2 separate regions of the Homo sapiens genome follow, and region 2 is linked to region 1. A link is an interaction called in ENCODE POLR2A ChIA-PET data of the cell type or tissue named here. Cell type or tissue: HepG2. All regions are shown on one strand. Each heading gives the region's core, and the rest is flanking DNA. Links, peaks and the distances in the headings are about the cores only. Region 1 overlaps CT69 (cancer/testis associated transcript 69). Region 2 overlaps SGK1 (serum/glucocorticoid regulated kinase 1).

Region 1 (9,282 bases), core at 3,966-6,465:
TATGTTGACTATTAACTAGTATACCAATTACTGTCATTGTTTATAAAAATCAAGTTCTGCTACTGGCACAATTTAACCAGGCTCTATATATGATAGGAACGTGAGCTTGAGGAGTCACAATTGCTGGAATTTGCTTGGGGAATTTGCCTGCCCCAAATGAAGCTCCTCTTTTCCCTTAACCTAGCTTCTCAAGATTCTCTCCCTTAGTTGAAGATATTACTCGTTACCTAATCATCCAAGAAAGACCTCAGAGAATTACTCTTGACTCCGTCCTCCTTCTTACTCCCTATTATAAATCCCACATAGTTTGCCTTGTGTAAATATTTTTCAAATTACCCACCCCCCATTCCCTTTCCTGCTTCCACAGCTGTGATGGAATCCCTCAACTTTCTTTTCAATATTTCCTGTAGATTTAGACAAGAAGGAACCTGCCCCTGGGTGTGGGGCTATAGAGGGAATGGCATTTCACAAATACTTGCACACACACACACACACACACACAAATGGTTGAAGAACACATGGTTCCTCTGTCATTCAGGACCTGATGCTTAGCATTAGAAGAGTCAACTCAATCCCAAACATCCACTCTCATGACTAACAGTATTCAAACCCCAGGGAAACACATCTCCATTTGTCTTCTCCACATCTCTTCCCTTAACGATTCTCCAAACAGGATGGGCACGGTGGCTCACACCTGTAATCCCAGCACTTTGGGAGGCCAAGGCAGGCGGATTACGAGGTCAAGAGATGGAGACCATCCTGGCCAACATGGTGAAACCCTGTCTCTACTAAAAATACAAAAATTAGCTGGGCGTAGTGGCGCGTGCTTGTAGTCCCAGCTACTCAGGAGGCTGAGGCAGGAGAATCTCTTGAACCGGGGAGGCGGAGGTTGCAGTGAGCCGAGATCGCGCCACTGCACTTCAGCCTTTAGCCTCTTGACAGAGAGAGACTCTGTTTCAAAATAAAAAAAAGGAAAGAAAAGAAAACCATTCTCCAAACAAAAGGCAACTATCTGAAAGCTATTAAATTGTAGGTTGGGTCATTACCTACATAAGAGAAAAACACTGCTTCCTTCACATTGCAGAGGAATTTCAGCAGGCAGGTGTTTCGGGAACTGGAAAGACAAATTAATGAACTTGCTGTTATAGATTAAATGGTGTTCTCCCCAAATGTTTATGTTGAAGCCCTAACCCTCAGTACCTCAGCATGTGACCATATTTGAAGAAAGGGTCTTTAAAGATGTAATTAAGTTAAAATGAGATCATTCAAGCTGGCCCTAGTCTCATAAGACTGATTTTTTATAAGACGTTCGGACACAGACACACATAGAGGGAAGACCATATGAAGACACAAGGAGAAGACAGACACCTACAAGCCAAAAAGAGAGGCTTCAGAAGAAACCAACTCTGACAACACTTTGATCTTGCCACCCAGTCATTTTGTTATGGCAGGCTTAGGAAACTAATACACTTGCCAAACTCTTCCTCTCAGAGAGCATAACAAAATATTGGTTCCCAATTGTGCCAGTTTCCTGTTTCTCTTTGTATTCTAATTTATGGTTCCTAGTAGCACCTCCACATTCTGGCCCTGGTCCTGTACCTGAAAAAGCTCCACCCTGGCCCTCCTCTGGCCGTGCCTTTCCTCACAGGCCTAGTAGTACAGAGGGCCAAGGTATGCCTACCTGAAGCCCATCTCTCTTCCCACTCTAGATTTCCCTGCACAAGTAGTCCTGGGCCCATTGCCAGGACCTGTACGGGCCTCGTCCCTGAATCCTTTCTCCTAACGATTGATTATGCCACCACTCTGCACACCACTAAGTCTGAGAGATGGCCCAGAGCAGCTGTTTGTGTGTGATATGGTCAGAGCTTGAACATGCAGACTGGGATATCCATATGCAAGTATGCAAGATCCCACAAGACATGGGGGTGGAGCTGAAGGTGGCAAGAGAAGGGGGTGTGAAAAGTAGGAGTGAGAGCTGGGGGCTGGAGGACAGATTTACTTACACTTTTTTACTTATTCCTTCTGACATGGTTCTCTGAGAAGACCAAGAGTTCTAAATTTGAACGTGACTTTCCAGATCAACAACGTATATTCACAAGATTAGGAAATAGAAAATGTTTGATGTTATTGTTTGTTAATATGATTTACACCTTCTAAATATTTAGACACATGTTGTGTGGGTCTTCACATATTGCTTCAGGCCCCACAAATATTAAGAGCAGGCTTGGTGGTTCTAGAGGAACTCTTGAATTAGAGCAGTATTTTCTATAGTTGCTCATGGAGAATGGGGAACATTTTGCAATACTAAACAATTCATATTACTCTTATATTTGTATCTACATAGGTCTAGACATAATATGTGAAGTATGATACCAATTTTAGTATCAGCAATAGGTGAATATTAAAATTAAAATTGCAAATAGTTGTGTTTTGTAAATATCATAAAGGCTTTTTAAAAACTCAACAAAAATTTTAGCTAGTTGAAATAATTTTGATTTAAATTCTTATTAGATATTTATTATAATTTGTATTTTACTTTTAATTTTAATTATTTTAAATATTTCAGATGAAAAATATATTTTAGGAGCACATATAATTTTATTTTCCTTACTGCGATTTTGTATTTTTTGACAAAAATACATTACATTTTGTACACATTGATTATAATTACACTTTCTGTTTTATTCCTATAGAAAAAGAAAAAAAATGGCATTATGATACAAACAGAAAATGTAACAGTGGAGTGCAGAAAATACAAAAAAAAGGAAAAAATAAATAGAAAATCTTCAAAGAGGCAATCTGTTTAAATCTTCAAGAACTGGAAACAGTAAAAGTGAACAGGTTTTTATTGAGCATGTCAATAAAATGTTTGCATAAGACTTTACAAGTGCTTTATTTCATGAGGTTTTTATTATTGATCAAAGCAACGAAAATGAACGGGAAATTCATTCTCATCAAATCTACAACTTGGGAGGAGGTCCGATGAAATCCCTGGAAGCTCACATTTTTTATAAATGAAGAGTTAATTACCGGTGGGAACAATGAGAACCTCTGTGGTTCTTCCTGATGCTTGGATCCTCCCAGACCTCTGTTTCCAGTCTCCTTCTCCACAACCTGGCCTATGCGATGCAAGTGGTCTAACTGATCTCCGCCTAGGGAAGGATCCTTCGGCAACTTGCCGACAAGAGAAGCAGCGATGCCCGAGGCAGGTCCAAAGGAGCACTGACTGCGTGGGATTGATTACACTGGAGGAACAAAAGGTCCTGTGGCTACACAAGTTTGAAAAGCAGAAGGTACAATCATTGTATTTCTGGCAGACTTTTCAAAGACTTTAATATATGAATCCCTCATATGAATCTCCTGGAGGATTATATAATAGGCAGATCTCCCAGCCATTTTCACTGAACAGTTCTTAGAATTGGTATCCTTGAAAAATTTCACCTAACCACTCAATATGGTAGCCACTAGTCCTGGGTGGCTATTGAGCACCTGAAATTTGCCTAGTCTGAATTAAGACACATTCTAAGAATAAAGCACACTGTATTTCAAAGGCAGTACAAAAATAAAAAAGAATGTAAGCTGTCTCAATAATAATTTTTGTATTGAATACGTGTTGAAATGATGTTATTTTTGATATATTGAGTGAAATAAATTGTATTGCTAAAATGAATTTTACTTGTTTTGTTTTACTTGTGCAATGAGGTTACTAGATAATATAAAATTCTGTCTGTGGTTTGCATTATTTTTCTAGGATGATAATGAGCTAGAGGACAGCATGTATGTAAGACCTTCAGGATTTAGAGTCTGGCTATCTCTCCAGCTCTCTGTCTAAATACTGTCTTGCTTTGGGTTCCCATCTCTCCAGATCGCTTAAAGAAACCCCTCCCTGTCCCTGCCAACAACCACCACAGCAGACAGCCTGACATCTCTATCTCTTGCTCATTTCAACTTATGGGATGACATCTGGCCAACACTTATTCAGCCTTCAGGTATTAAGCAACAATCACCCACACAGGAAGCCTATCTGGAAATCCAGGCACACCTATCCCCTGGCCTGATTAGGTGGCCTTTCTCCATGCATCTATCATTTCCTGTGTACACCTCTATCCTAAACTCACTATATGGTTTTATAAGCATCTGCTTATGTATCTCTCTTCTAATACATTGTGAGCATCTTGAGGGCAGAGATAGGTCTTACCTTTTTTTTTCTTCAACAGAGTCTTGCTCTGTCGCTCAGGCTGGAGTGCAGTGGTGCGATTCCAGCTCACTGCAACCTCCACTTCCCAGGTTCAAGTAATTCTTGGGCCTCAACCTCCCAAGTAGCTGGGATTACAGGCGTGCACCACCATGCCCAACTAATTTTTGTATTTTCAGTAGAAATGGGGTTTCACCATGTTGGCCAGGCTGGTCTCGAACTCCTGGCCTCAAGTCATCCACCTGCCTTGGCCTCCCAAAGTGCAGGGATTACGGGCGTGAACCACTGCCCACACAAGTTCTTACTTATTTTTATATCTCTAGCACTAATCACAGTGCCTGGTGTATTAGGCCCTCAATACATATTTAGTAAATGATTTAAGAATGAAGTAGACACGGTTCCCACCTTAAAAGAGCAAAGCTAGAAGAGGAGGCAGATATGTAAATAGATAGTTAAAATGTGTTGCTTTAAATAGTGTTAAAAAATGGTGTTATTTTGAGTTGTATGAAAACTCTGAGCAGAGAATCTAACAGGGCTGGCTCTGTGGGCATACGACCCATGCTGTGGCACAGACCCTGCACTTACAAGAGCCTAGTGCTTAGTTTAATACTCTGTGGTCACTATCTTGATATTCTTAATAATTTTTCAACACGCAGTTGCACATTTTCATTTTGCTCCAGGCCTTTCAAATTCTGTAGCTGATCCTGCACTAACCCATGTGGGACTAGGATGGGGTTGGAAAGTTGAGGAAGAGTGTCTGAAAGAACTAAATGAAGCTGGGCTGGGAAACGGGATGGGGAAACCCATCAAAGCAAAAGGAACTGTCTGCACAAAGGCTCAGAAGTTCAAGAGTACATGGCTGGCAGCACACCCAGGCTGCAGGACAGCAGACCGGAAGGAGCAGCAGTAGAGTGAATGCGCTGCTCCAGAGTGGACTTTACACTGAAGACCATGAAGAAGCTTTGTGTGGATTCAGGTGGAAGAGTCGTATGTTTAGATTTGCATTTTAGAAAACTTACTCTAGGGAGAGGGTTAGAATATTTTGGTGGTGTTGGTAAGGGAAAAGAGGTGTACAGATTAAAGAGCTGAAGCAGGATTACCAGGGAAGAGGCTACTGAGTAGACTAGATGAGGTGAAGCCAGCATGAGCTGAGAATGTGTTGTGGGACAGAAGAGAGACCTAGGCTGGGTGTGGTGGCTCATGCCTGTAATCTCAGTACTTTGGGTGGATGGCTTGAACTCAGGAGTTTGAGACCAGCTTGGGTAACATGGTGAGACCCTGTCTCTAATATATATATATGTATATACCAAAAAAAAAAAATAAATAAATAAAACGCCTGGCTGGGTGCAGTGGCACACACCTGTAATCCCATCTACTCAGGAGACTGAGGTGGGAGGATCAGCTAAGCCCAGGAGGTTGAGGCTGCAGTGAGCTCTGATTGCACCACTGCACTCTAGAGCTTGAGCAACAGAGTAAGAACTTCAAAAAGAAGAAAGAAAGAAGGAAAGAAAGAAAGAAAGAAAGAGAGAGAGAAAGAAAGAAAGAGAGAAAGAAAGAAAGAAAGAAAGAGGGAGAGGGAGGAAGGAAGGAAGGAAGGAAGGAAGGAAGGAAGGAAGGAAGGAAGGAAAGGAGACCTGAAAGAAGCAGAATCAATGGGATTTGACAGTCCATAGAATGTGGGAGCTAAGGTAGGAAGGCAGGTCAAGGATGCCTCCCAGATTCCAGTGAGTCAATGTTTTGTGTTTCTTCTCTATGTATAGATTGTTTTGTTTGTGTGCTTTCTCACCAATGAAGCGTGAACAAACTCCACACATCTACATGATTACTTTTTATTTCTGAGCTATTATGTCATCCAAACGTGGTCTTTGTGTTGTCTCTAGAAGTTGAATGTTTCTATTAATGGCAATGTGGCCGTGGTCTTTTAGAAAACAGGCTGGTTCTTGCTTTTTTGGCAGAGTTATTGGAAGGGCAATCGCAGCCCTCATCCTCTTGATGTAGGGTGAATGCCCAGTGGGTGCCCTCTGCTTCTCAGTTAACATCTCACAACAACATCCTGTCACTGAGATTGTTTTTTCCATATTTGGAGACAAGAAAACAATGACTCAGGTTAAGTAAAAGTTAATAGCAGAGTGCGGTGGCTCATGCCTGTAATCCAAGTACTTTGGGAGACCGAGGCAGGAGGATCGCCTGAAGCTTAGAGTTTGAGAGTAACCTGGGCAACATAGTGAAATCCTCATCTCTATAAGAAAAATTTTTTTAAAATTAGCCAGGTGTGGTGTCACATGCCTGTAGACCCAGCTACTGGGGAGGCTGAGGCAAGAGGATCGCTTGAGTTTAGGAATTTCAGCCTATAGTGAGCTATGCTCACTCCACTGCACTCCAGCCTAGGTGATAGAGTGAGGCCTTGGCTCTAAAAAAAAGAATAAACAAAGAATAAAAAGAGATAATAAGTAGAAAAGAAAAGATTCAAAGCCCTTTTTTCTGCTGTCATGTTCTACACTCTTTCTATCAAATAACACTTGCCTCAAGGGACTAACCAAAGAAAAATTGAACATACAGATGATCTTCACCTCAATATTCCTAAGCTTTCTTCCTTTGCCCATCATTTTTATGGTGGAGATGGCTGAAAAAGAATATAAACTGTAAATAATATGAGTAAGAGGGGAGAGAATCACAAGAGTAGAAGAGTTATAATATTCATTAAATGACTACAGAGGCAGGGAAAACCCGAGTGTGATGACATTAACATGGTCATGAAAAAGTCATAGAGAATCACAGTTACACAACACTATAGGTGAATGCACCTGCTTGATCTCTCTTGTCATATCACCTCCCCCATTCTCTTTTCTTCATAGCATTTATACTGTTTTATAGCATCCTCTGAGATTATCCTAATTATCCTGTGTTTATTAATATTTACTAATAATTATTTAGCTCCTGCATTCGAATTTTCAATTCCTTTGGGCAAGGATCATGGTGTTTTGTTCAATGCTGCATCCCCAGAGCCTAGAAAAACATTGGTGCATAGTAATTACTCAATAAATATTTGTTGAATGAATGAATGTCATCAAAAAGCAGCCAGAGGAAAATGACTTTTAAGCAACATGGTATAAACAAAAAAACTAGCTGAACTTGTTTTACTTATCAACATTGGTTATGAAAGGTTGTATATAACCAATACTTACAGGGTAATTTCTTTTCCTACAACTGATACAACTGATATTTCCTAAAAATATAAAAGGAAGTCTCAAAAATCCCTGAAAGATATGCAAGTAATCTCAGGGGGAAAAAAGTTACAAAGATTACTTCATTATAAGGCACTAAAAAGGAAACTTATAAAAGCCACGCTGTATTTTCCTGTTAGGGCAGTGTTAAATAAATTACTCAGCAAATTCTCAAGTTGTGTAAGAATAGTGCTTTGGCCCAAAATTTAGGAGCCAGTAAGTCAAACTGGAAATAAGACCATTTTTTTTTTAATGGACAATGAGCACTCACTCTCTGAAATTCTCATCTTTTATCTTACTGTAGTTTTTTTAAATACTTATGTCATTTTTACCAAATAGTAGAATTATTTTTATACATTGGAAACTGAAAAGCTGATCTTGTGCCTTTCTTATATAAATAACCTTTTTGAATAAAAAGATAAACATGAATGAATAAAGAAGTAGACTCCAAGTTTTAAACAGTCTACTTACAAAGAGTGTTTTAAAGCATCACCATTTTGTAAGTTGGGAACTGTCTGTATTTTTTATTTTATTTTATTTTATTTTATTTTATTTTATTTTATTTTTTTTGAGACAGAGTCTTGCTCTGTCATCCAGGCCGGCGTGCAATAGAGTCATCTTGGCTCACTGCAACATCCAACCCCTGGGTTCAAGTGATCCTTCTGCCTCAGCCTCCCAAGTAGCTGGGGTTACAGGTGTGTGCCACCACGCCTGGCTAATTTTTGTATTTTTAGTAGAGACAGAATTTCACCATGTTGGCTAGAATGTTCTTGAACTCCTAACCTCAAGTGATCCACCCGCCTCGGCCTCCCAAAGTGCTGGGATTACAGGCGTGAGCCACCGCTCCTGGCTAGTATTTATACGTAGTAAACAATATCTTATAGGCCTTTCATCACAGACCAACTTTTCTTAAACTCATCAGTATTTAAAACGTCTGCTTCTTAGGAATTCCTTCTTGTATGAAACTATGTCTTCTAAACATTCTTTTGGCAATTCTTTAAACAAATAATAACTGATACCTACGACAATTGCCAAATTCTTCTTGTTTCTAAATTCTCCTTTGCAGTTTAATAAAAACAGTCATATTCTCTCCTGCAAAGTTCCTGTATCTCTTCTCCCTTTCCTTTTGGGGATCATAAACCATAAGTAGCCATCTTTCATAGCTTTTACTTACACATTTTCCCTACACTTTCACTTGTGTTTTACAGTCAGAAAAGAAGAGCAACGGTTAACGCAGACACAAGAGTGTGCAAGCCAGCCCCAGTCCTTCCTCACCTCCCACCCAACAGCATCAGCCTTGCCCTGTCTTCCCCAGACATGGCCACAAATCTATCTAATCACTTATTCTCAGTTTCCTCTTCCTGAACCCTCCCAACACCAAAAGTGGCAGCTCTGACAGAAAAATACCAAACCCACTTCCATCTGAGTTCCCTAGGTTTGGTGTAGTCAAAACAACTGCTTCGCCAGTTGACTCATCTCACAGGTCACTCACCAACTCATGGTCGTCATCATTATCTATAGACCATGGAACATTCTATCCATCTGGTTAGAAAAGTGACTAATAGTGTTGGGATTTTTTTCGCCACAAAAACAAGCATTCCGTCTCTTTCATTTTGGTGTGGAATGTGAGGCCTCCATTGCTGAGTACTTTCACCACTGTGATTGAGGAAATTTTCATTTGGTAAGAAATTGAGCTCATGATGAAGACGTGTTTACTAATAGCTGTCTGTACTTCTGTTTTATTTTTACCGTACTTGGGAATTGTATTGCCTCTAGGTTTATCTATCTTGAATTCTAAGCATAACTGGGAAATGAGTTAAAAATTCCATATAAAGATTTGGCTTTTCTTTGACCAATAATGCA
Region 2 (9,282 bases), core at 3,507-6,006, 230 kb after region 1:
TTTCTTCCTGAAAATCTGTTTCTCTCTGGTATCATTTCCCTTTAGCCTGGAAATTTTCCTTTAGGATTTCTTTTTTTTCATGTTTTTATTATTTTTTTGAGATAGAATCTTGCTCTGCCACCCAGGCTGCAGTGCAGTGGCGAGACCTCAGCTCACTGCAACTTCCACCTCCCGGGTATAAGCAATTCTCCTGTCTCCTGTCTCAGCCTCCCAAGTAGCTGGGATTACAGGTGCATGCCACCATGCCTGGCTAATTGTATTTTTAATAGAGACAGGGTTTCACCATGTTGGCCAGGCTGGTCTTGAACTCCTGACCTCAAGTGATCCACTCACCTCAGCCTCCCAAAGTGCTGGGATTACAGGAGTGAGCCACCGCGCCTGGCCAGGATTTCTTATAAGTCTTCTGGCAGTGAAATATCTTAGTTTTCTTTTATCTACATGATATGTCTTTATAAATGGAAATACCTTTATTTCATTCTTGAAGGATATTTTTGCTAGATATGGAATTCTGCGTGGCTACTTTGTTTTTCTTTCTTTCATAACTTTAAAGATATTGGTTCTTGTCTTCTGGCCTGTAGAGTTTCTGATGAGAAGTCAACAATGTTTACATTATTGCTATGCTGAATGTAACGTGTAGTCTTTTACTGGCTGCTGTAATTTTATTTTTATTTTTATTTTTATTTTTTATCAGTTTGACTATGATGTGCCTAGAGTAGAATCTATATTCTTTAAGATGTAGATCTCTCAGGTTTAGGAAGTTAAATATTCTTCTAGTTCGCTAGTAGTTTTCTCACAGTTTGAAACTAGGTGACGCAATTGTTTCTCCCGTGGTTTCTACACTGCAGCATGCCCTTTCTTCTCCAGCACATCAGCACTTGGAAACTCTTTCTAACTGCCTTGAATTCTGATAAGTGCAAACACAAGCTTGAGCAGCTCCATAGCCATCCATCCACAACACCAAATCTTATGAGCCTGTAAATGGATTCTTTACAAAGGCCATGTTCTAGTCATGGTTGCAGTACGAGTTTTATTACTGTAACTTTTACAAATTCCTGAAATGATTTTAATAATACAAGAAATAATAGGTCGGGTGTGGTGGCTCACACCTGTAATCCCAGCACTTTGGGAGGCTGAGGCAGGTGGATCACCTGAGATCAGGAGTTCAAGACCAGCCTGGCCAACATGGTGAAACCCCGTCTCTACTAAAAATACAAAAATTAGCTAGGCCTGGTGGTGTCTGCCTGTAATCCCAGCTACTCAGGAGGCTGAGGCAGAAGAATTGCTTGAACCCAGGAGGCAGAGGTTGCAATGAGCCGAGATTGGGCCACTGTACTCCAGCCTGGGCAACAGAGCGAGACTCTATCTCCAAAAAAGAAAAAGAAATAAGGCTGGGTGTGGTGGCTCACGCCTGTAATCCCAGCACCTTGGGAGGCCGAGACGGGCGGATCATGAGGTCAGGAGATGGAGACCATCCTGGCTAACACGGTGAAACCCTGTCTCTACTAAAAATACAAAAAATTAGCTGGGCATGGTGACGGGCACCTGTAGTCCCAGTTATGCAGGAGGCTGAGGCAGGAGAATGGCGTGAACCCAGGAGGCAGAGGTTGCAGTGAGCTGAGATCGCGCCACTGCACTCCAGCCTGGGGGACAGAGTGAGACTCCATCTCAAAAAAAAAAAAAGAAGAAAAGAAAAAGAAATAATACAAAAAATGACAATGTTTTTGTCATTTTTTATGGAAAATATATTCCAGTGAATGGAGTATTTTCATTCAAAATCAGTCATCATCAGAGAGTATTTTATTTATTTAATGTAGTGTGTAATCTGTTTTTTGTTTTGTTTTTGAGACAAGGTCTCACTCTGTCACCCAGGCTGGAGTGCAGTGGCATGATCTCAGCTCACTGTAGCCTCAGCCTACTGGGCTCAAGCGATCCTCCTGCCTCAGCCCCACAAGAAGCTGGGACTATAAGCACATGCCACCACACCCAGCTAATTTCTTGTATTCTTGTAGAGACGGGGTTTCTCCATGTTGCCCAGGCTGGTCTTGAACTCCTGAGCCCAAGTGATCCACCTGCCTTGGCCTCCCAAAGTGCTTGGATTACAGGTGTGAGCCAGCATCTGGCCTGATACACAGTTTAAATAGAGTTAAATATTAGGGGTAGTTAGTCCACATTGCTTGATAGAAATAGAAGTTAAATAAAAACATGATTTTGTGAAGAATTAAGGAATTATTCAAGGTAGTTTCATTACGTGAAATCTGGTAGAATTGCCTAGATTTTGACATTCACTCTTTTTGTGTGAGTGCCAGACGACAGGACTAGCGTGCTCAGTTGCTATGTGTAGATAGATACTGGTATACAGTTGGAAAAACAAAAGTCATTTTTTAAGTCTTTCTTTTTTATCATTATAACATAAAAGTGGCATATGCTCATCATAGGGAAAAAATGAAAAATAGAGAAAGGAAGAAAATTGATCACCCGTCATCTTACTGCTCACACTTTTGTTCACAGGGCTTAGAATTTCTCATGCATTCCCAGCATTTGTTCAGACAGTAAGCAAACAGGCTGCACAAGTTTAGGTTCTTTCCTGTTATCTTTGTTTTTAGCCTTTGAAACCTGAGTTGTTTGTTTTTGTACACCTTTGTTTTTCAATCGCTGGTCCTGCAGTGGCCTATAATTTCCTCTTGAATGAGAATTTCAAGGTAGAATGAGTTTCTTCATACTTTCAAAATGTGTGTTTTTCCCCAGTACTATTATTGGCAACACAGATAATGTTCTTTGCTTAGAGAAAACCAGATAATGAAGTGGTTAAACAACAAGATTGATTTGCAAGCCATTATTTTAGCTAGACACTGGTTTTGCCAGGTAAGAAACATAATTCTTTGATGTTCCCCTGGCCTTTTACTTGATGTCCCTTTTTAACAAGACAATTCTACCACTGGGGTTTTTTAAATGTCTAGATTTCTTTCAAACAAAAATTAAAGAGCAAGAATCATTACTGTATAAATTTTTCCCAGAGGAGAAAATTTAATTTTTCCTTATATTTCCAGGATTATGCGTTGTTCATATATATATATATTTTTTTCTACATTTATTTTTCTTTCTTTTTTTAACTTTTGTTTTAGGTTTGGTGGTACATTTGAAGGTTTGTACATAAGTAAACTCTCTTTCTTTTTTTTTTTTTTTTTTTGAGAGAGAGTCTTGCCCTGTCGCCCAGTCTGGAGTGCAGTGACGCAATCTCAGCTCACTGCAACCTCCGCCTTTCAGGTTCAAGCCATTCTTCTGTCTCAGCCTCCTGAGTAGCTGGGATTACAGGCACCCGCCACCACGCCTGGCTAATTTTTGTATTTTTAGTAGAGATCCGGTTTCACCATGTTGGCCAGACTGGCCTAGAACTCCTGAGCTCAAGTGATCTGCCTGCCTTGGCCTCCCAAAGTGCTGAGATTACAGGCGTGAGCCACCATGCCGGGCCAGCATAGGTAAGCTCTTGTCACAGGGGTTTGTTGTGCAGACTGTTTCATCACCCAGGTATTAAGTCCATTATCCAATAGTTATCTTTTCTGCTCCTCTTCACCCTCCCATCCTCTATCATCAAGTAAACCATAGTGTCTGTTGTTTCCGTCTTTGTGTTTCTAAGTTCTCATCATTTAGCTCCTATATGTTTTCTCATAGTTCATCACATTAAAAAAATCAGCTCAAGCTGGGTGTGGTGGCTTGCACGTATGGTCCCAGCTACTAAGGAAGATGAGGCAGAAGGATGGCTTGAGCCCAAGAGTTGGAGGCTGCGGTGAGCCATGATCATGCCATTGCACTCCAGCCTGGGTGACGGAGCGACACCTTGTCTTCAAAATAAGTAAATACAAGAATAAATAAATAAATAAAAATTAGCTCAAATTTCTGGGGACTTAGGAATCACTACTGGTAGCTCATGCCTATAATTCCAGCTACTCAGGAGGCTGAGGCAGGAGGATCACTTGAGGCCAGGAGTAAGACCCTGTTTTCAAAAAAAAAAAAAAAAAAAATAGAAAAAGAGAAAAAGAAGAAAAAAAATCACTATAAAGTGGTATATCCATATTTACTCAGGAGCAGTAATAGTTTATGTACCAAATGTAGAAATAAAATGATTCATAATTTGAAAACATATGGACTACAGAAATATTTTAGTATTTCAGAGAATATATAAAATGATATCATTGGATTAATACAAGCAGAGGAAGGACTTCAGTACATGAATTTTTTAAAGTAAAGAAAACAATTTCTAGATTTTTTCTCTTGAAAAGCAAAATACTCATATTTATAGCTAGAAAACAATTGCTTGTCTGCCGAAGTATGGCATTATCTAACAAAAGAGAAAAATGTGATAAAAGTTAAACATCATCTGCTTACACAAGAATTTTCCATCTGATACATGTTGGCCAGTATATTCATGGTAGACTTTGCCTCCTGATATTACAGATAAATTATCTAGTAAAAATCTGTGGACACATGAAAATCCTGTGGGTTGACTAACCTTGTTTACTCAGGTCATAACTACAAAGCGGTAGCTATCTCAGTAATAAAATCGTCTTACACACAGTGAAGAATTCCAAAGTCTCATAGTGTCATCAGTGGGAGCAGAGATGAAGCTAGGATTTGAAAAGAACAAGGACACAGTCATAAGAACCTAAATTATCCTTTGGCCTATATCTTGTATACCCTCCACCTCATTAAACAAAAATTCTGTGCAAAGATTGGCTTCCCTAGAGGCCACTTATGTTTCTTGTGGATGTTCACCCATAAATTTGGTCCCCCTGTTAACTGACATTTGGACTATTTTTGCTATTTTATTTTATTTTATTTTATTTTATATTTTATTTTATTTTATTTTATATTTTATTTTATTTTAATTTAATTTTATTTTATTTTATTTTATTTTATTCTTTGAGATGGAGTCTTGCTTTGTCGCCCAGGCAGTGCTCTCAGTGGCGCGATCTCAGTTCACTGCAACCTCCACCTCCCGGGTTCAAGTGATTCTCCTGCCTCTGCCTCCCAAGTAGCTGATATTACGGGCATCCGCCACCATGCCTGGCTAATTTTTGTATTTTTAGTAGAGATTAAGTTTCACCATGTTGGCCAGGCTGGTCTCAAACTCCTGACCTCAAGTGATCCACTGGCTTCAGCCTCCCAAAGTGCTGGGATTACAGGTGTGAACCACCACGCCCGGCCTACTTTTGCTTTTTATGTGTTGAAGCTTGATAAATAATGACCTCAACATAACAATAGCTGCTGATATTCTTGACCTATTAACTGAACTACAGATGGCTGGTCATAACTTTTTATGCCATCAAATGAAGGGCCCCCTTAAGACAATAAAAACATAACACCTTTGGGTAGACAGAAATGAGAAAAAAAATGTACAGACAAGTAGTACCACATCTCAAGTTAGAGTCTCCAACTTGCCAGCTATCTTCCACTACTCCCCAAAATAATTTCCTGTACATTAGGGTTTTTGTTGCTGTTGCTGTTGTTGGTTGTTTGAGACAGGGTCTTATTTTGTCACCCAGGCTGGAGTGCGGTAGTGCGATCACGGCTTACTGTGGCCTTGACCTCCCAGGTTCAAGCGATCCTCTTATCTCAGCCCCCCAAGTAGCTGGGACTACAGGCATAAGCTACCACGCCCAGCTAATTTTTTTGTTTTTTGTAGAGATGGGGTTTCACCATGTTGTCCAGGCTGGTCCCAAACTCCTAAGCTCAAGTGATCTGTCCGCCTCAGCCTCCTGAAGTGCTGGGATTATAGGCGTGAGTCACTGCACCCAGCCTTATACATTCAGTTTTTAACAAACTTTCTTGTCCATGGTATATGCACAATCAAATGTGTTGAAAAAATGAATACAATTAACACTGCCCAAAATTAAGGTAGATAGAGATTCATTCTGAAAGTCTTTTTGAAGACTTAATCCATCAGAAAGAGACCCACTCACTCTGTCACTCATACGTGGTTTTTGGCATCCCGTACTTCAACTCGAAGTTTTAAAAATCAATTTCTCTATCTTAGAACAGGTAACCACAATCATTCTCAGCTTCCTGAACCACATCTCTTTTAGTCAACTGACCTCACATCAGAGTTGGCCAGCAGGCCATGCACAGAGCAGCAGGAAACTGCCCGGTAGTGTACAATCTGTTGTGGTTGTGTCGTGAATTCTTGAGTCAGGCCTTCTGAGTTTGCCACAGATTTCAATGCTTACTACCTGTGTGACTTTGGGCAAATTATTATTATTTTATTATTATTATTTTAATTTTTTTTAGGGTAAATTATTATTTTTTCTTTGTTTTCTTTGTTTGAGACAGAGTCTCACTCTGTTGCCCAGGCTGGACTTGAACTCCTGGGCTCAAGTGATCCTCTTGGCCAGGCACGGTGGCTCATACCTGTAATCCCAGCACTTTGGGAGGCCAAGGCAGGTAGCTCACTTGAGCTCAGGAGTTCAAGACCAGCCTGGATAACATAGTGAGACCCCATCTCTTTTTAAATTTAAAAAAAATAAGTGATCCTCCCGCCTCACCCTCCAGAGTAGCTGGGATTACAGTCACGTGCCTGGCTGGGCAAATTATTTAACCCTCTGTCCTTTCATTTCTTATACATGCAAAAATGAAATAGTAATAATAGATTATAGAATTTTGTGGGGATTAAAAAAGATAATGCAGTAAAGGTATTTATAACTGTGTTAACATATAATTAGTGGTCAATTTATGTTAGCTCTTTTTACCTGGAGAAAGAATTATGTCATTTACATGGGATTACATTTATCTAGGATTACACTTTCATGGGATTTACTAACTATGGTTTGAAAGAAGAATGCATTTTGTTTTATCATTACTGTTACTATTTTATACATTACTGGACCCCAAACTTGTTTTTTCTGCTGAACCATGAAGCTTATAATTTGCTGTATTCCATTATCTGGAGCCCCAGACACAAAACTGATAAGCTTCCTGGAAATAGACATATGGCTAGACTTAAAATCCTCAAATTGGAGCGAACCTTAGTTGCCTAGTCATTTAGATAAAATATTGCATTCTTAAGCTAAGATCTAGAAAGCAAAAAGCACTTTGTTTTGCATGACTTAAACCATCTACAATGGTTTAGATGGTTCCAAGTTCAAGGATGGGTTATTTATTCCAGTGAGTAGGGAAATGTTATTTCTAAACTCTCTGTGTAAAGATACTTAGAGTCATGCTCATCTAGCATCTGAGTTATGTTTGGCAGTGAAAAGTTTGTCAGATCCTATCCTCACAACTGTCCTAGTGCCAAATGTGTGAATGTGTGACTATAGGCTCAGTTTAGCTCAACACAGAGAGGCCCCTCACTCTGCCTTGGATTGTGTAAATGAAGGGTTTAGCTTTCTGAAGCTTTCCAATTGGAGCAAAATCTGTTTCTGCGTTTGTGGAACTTACAATTTTCTCTTTCTCTTTGTTCTGACCAAAATTGCTTGTTATTTCTGCTGTTTTACTAAAGGCTAAACTAACAGTGTTTCACAATAGCTCGTTTTTCTAATTCCTCAGGATTCTTTTAAAACTATTTTCAGGCAGTATTTTCATGTGCTTATTTTATCCAAATCATTTATGTCCAAGATCTTTCATTTCCATAGTCCTAAAAGGCATTTTATGATAGCTAAAATGATACCAGGAAATTTTCTCACTTAAAAAATACAAGGAAAATATGAAATGCAACTTCATATTTTAATAAATCTGCTCTCATTATTTTGAATCAAACTAATATGGCAGCAGATCAAAAAGTCTAGTGGATTTTAACTGTAGCAAAAGTTAAAATGTCCTAAATTTTATTAAGTTAGGCATGCTGAAATATTCAGCCTTTAATGGCTTGCTTTTTGCCCAAGAAGTTTATCTCATAATACAGGATACATAATACTGTGGAAAGAAAAACTTGTAGGCCGGGTGCAGTGGTTCACGCCTGTAATCCCAGCACTTTGGGAGGCCGAGGCGGGCGCATCACTTGAGGTAAGGACTTCAAGACCAGCCTGGCCGACATGGTGAAACCTCGTCTCTACCAAAAAGTATAAAAATTAGCCAGGTATGGTGGTGTGCGCCTGTAATCCCAGCTACTCAGGAGACTGAGGCAGGAGAATCACTTGAACCCGGGAGGCGGCGGAGGTTGCAGCGAGCCGAGATCGTGCCACTGCACTCCAGCCTGGGTAACGGAGCGAGACTCCGTCTCAAAAAAAAAAAAAAAAGAAAAACTTTTGACAAATTGAATTTAACAGCTTATTTGAGCAAAGAATGATTCTCCAATCAAGCAGCCCTCAGAACCAAAGGAGGCTCAGAGAGTTCCACTGGGCAAATAGGTGGACAGGGAGCATTTATAGACAGAACTGGAAGTGAGGTACACAAACAGCTTGACTGGTTAAAGCTCCAAATTTGCCTTATTTGGGCATCGTCTGATCAGTTGGCATCCTGTGATTGGCTGAAGCTCAGTTGCTGTGATTAGCTGAAGTTTGGTTGCTGTGATTGGCTGAGACTCAGCTAGTTGTAACAAAAATATATATAGCATGTCGTTATAACATTGATGAGAAAAAAAAAAAAAGATTTCCAGCTGGGGCCACAGTCTGTGTAAAGTTCACACTTTCTCTTCATGTCTTTGTAGGTTTTCTCCATGTAACTCCACTTTCCTCCCACATCCCAAAGATATGCATGTTGAGGTTCATTGGCGTGTTCACGTTGTCCCAGTCTGAGTGAGCATGAGTGTGGGTGTGAGTGTGAGTGTGCCTTGAGGATGGGACGGACTCCTGTCCAAGGTTGGTGTCACCTTGTTCCCTGAGCTGCCAGGATAAGCTTGGGTTGTCTACCACCTCAAGTGGAATCATTGGGTAAATAGTTATCTTAGTTTTTATTAATTTTTCCCCTCCCCTCCCCTCCCCTTCCCTCCCCTCTCCTCCCTTCTCCCCTCCCCTCTCCTCCCTTCTCCCCTCCCCTCTCCTCTCCTTTCTTTTCTTTTTTAACTGTTCCTTGCAGAGCAAGGCTAGCTTAGGCACTGTACCCAGAGTCAGCTATTAATCGCTCCAGCCAGGTGACTGAGTGAGAAGATCTCACTCAAAAAAAGAAAATCTAAAACAACAGCAACTTCAGTGTGCAGGAAGGAACATAAGAAAATAAAGAGAGAACAGAACAAAGAAGAAAAACAACAGCAACTCACTCTAAGTACTGTGGAAACAAACTGGAAGTGGGGCTAGAAAAAAAACAAAGGGAGAAGATCCCTGTAGTCCCAGCTACTTGGGAGGCTGAGATGAGATC

The links. Peaks named below come from ENCODE experiments on the same cell type or tissue, not always from the same donor. Only the 100,000 strongest peaks of a DNase experiment are listed, where the experiment ranks them.
Region 2: POLR2A ChIA-PET joins it to region 1 with 10 read pairs; 4 of 35 experiments call an interaction of 5 or more read pairs at or near these places.

Annotation. Positions count from the first base shown.
Region 1 is chr6:134,422,627-134,431,908 of GRCh38, reverse strand. CT69 (cancer/testis associated transcript 69) reads left to right here. Exons shown (of 5, transcript NR_125852.1): 5 at 2,694-2,879. Among named protein-coding and RNA genes, the nearest start is that of LINC01010, 10 kb to the left of the region's middle. In HepG2, for the core only: no CTCF peak of the experiment used is centred there; no DNase peak of the experiment used is centred there.
Region 2 is chr6:134,193,464-134,202,745 of GRCh38, reverse strand. All of the region lies in intron 3 of SGK1 (serum/glucocorticoid regulated kinase 1), which reads left to right. Among named protein-coding and RNA genes, the nearest start is that of SGK1, 120 kb to the left of the region's middle. In HepG2, for the core only: no CTCF peak of the experiment used is centred there; a DNase peak (open chromatin) is centred at 4,555.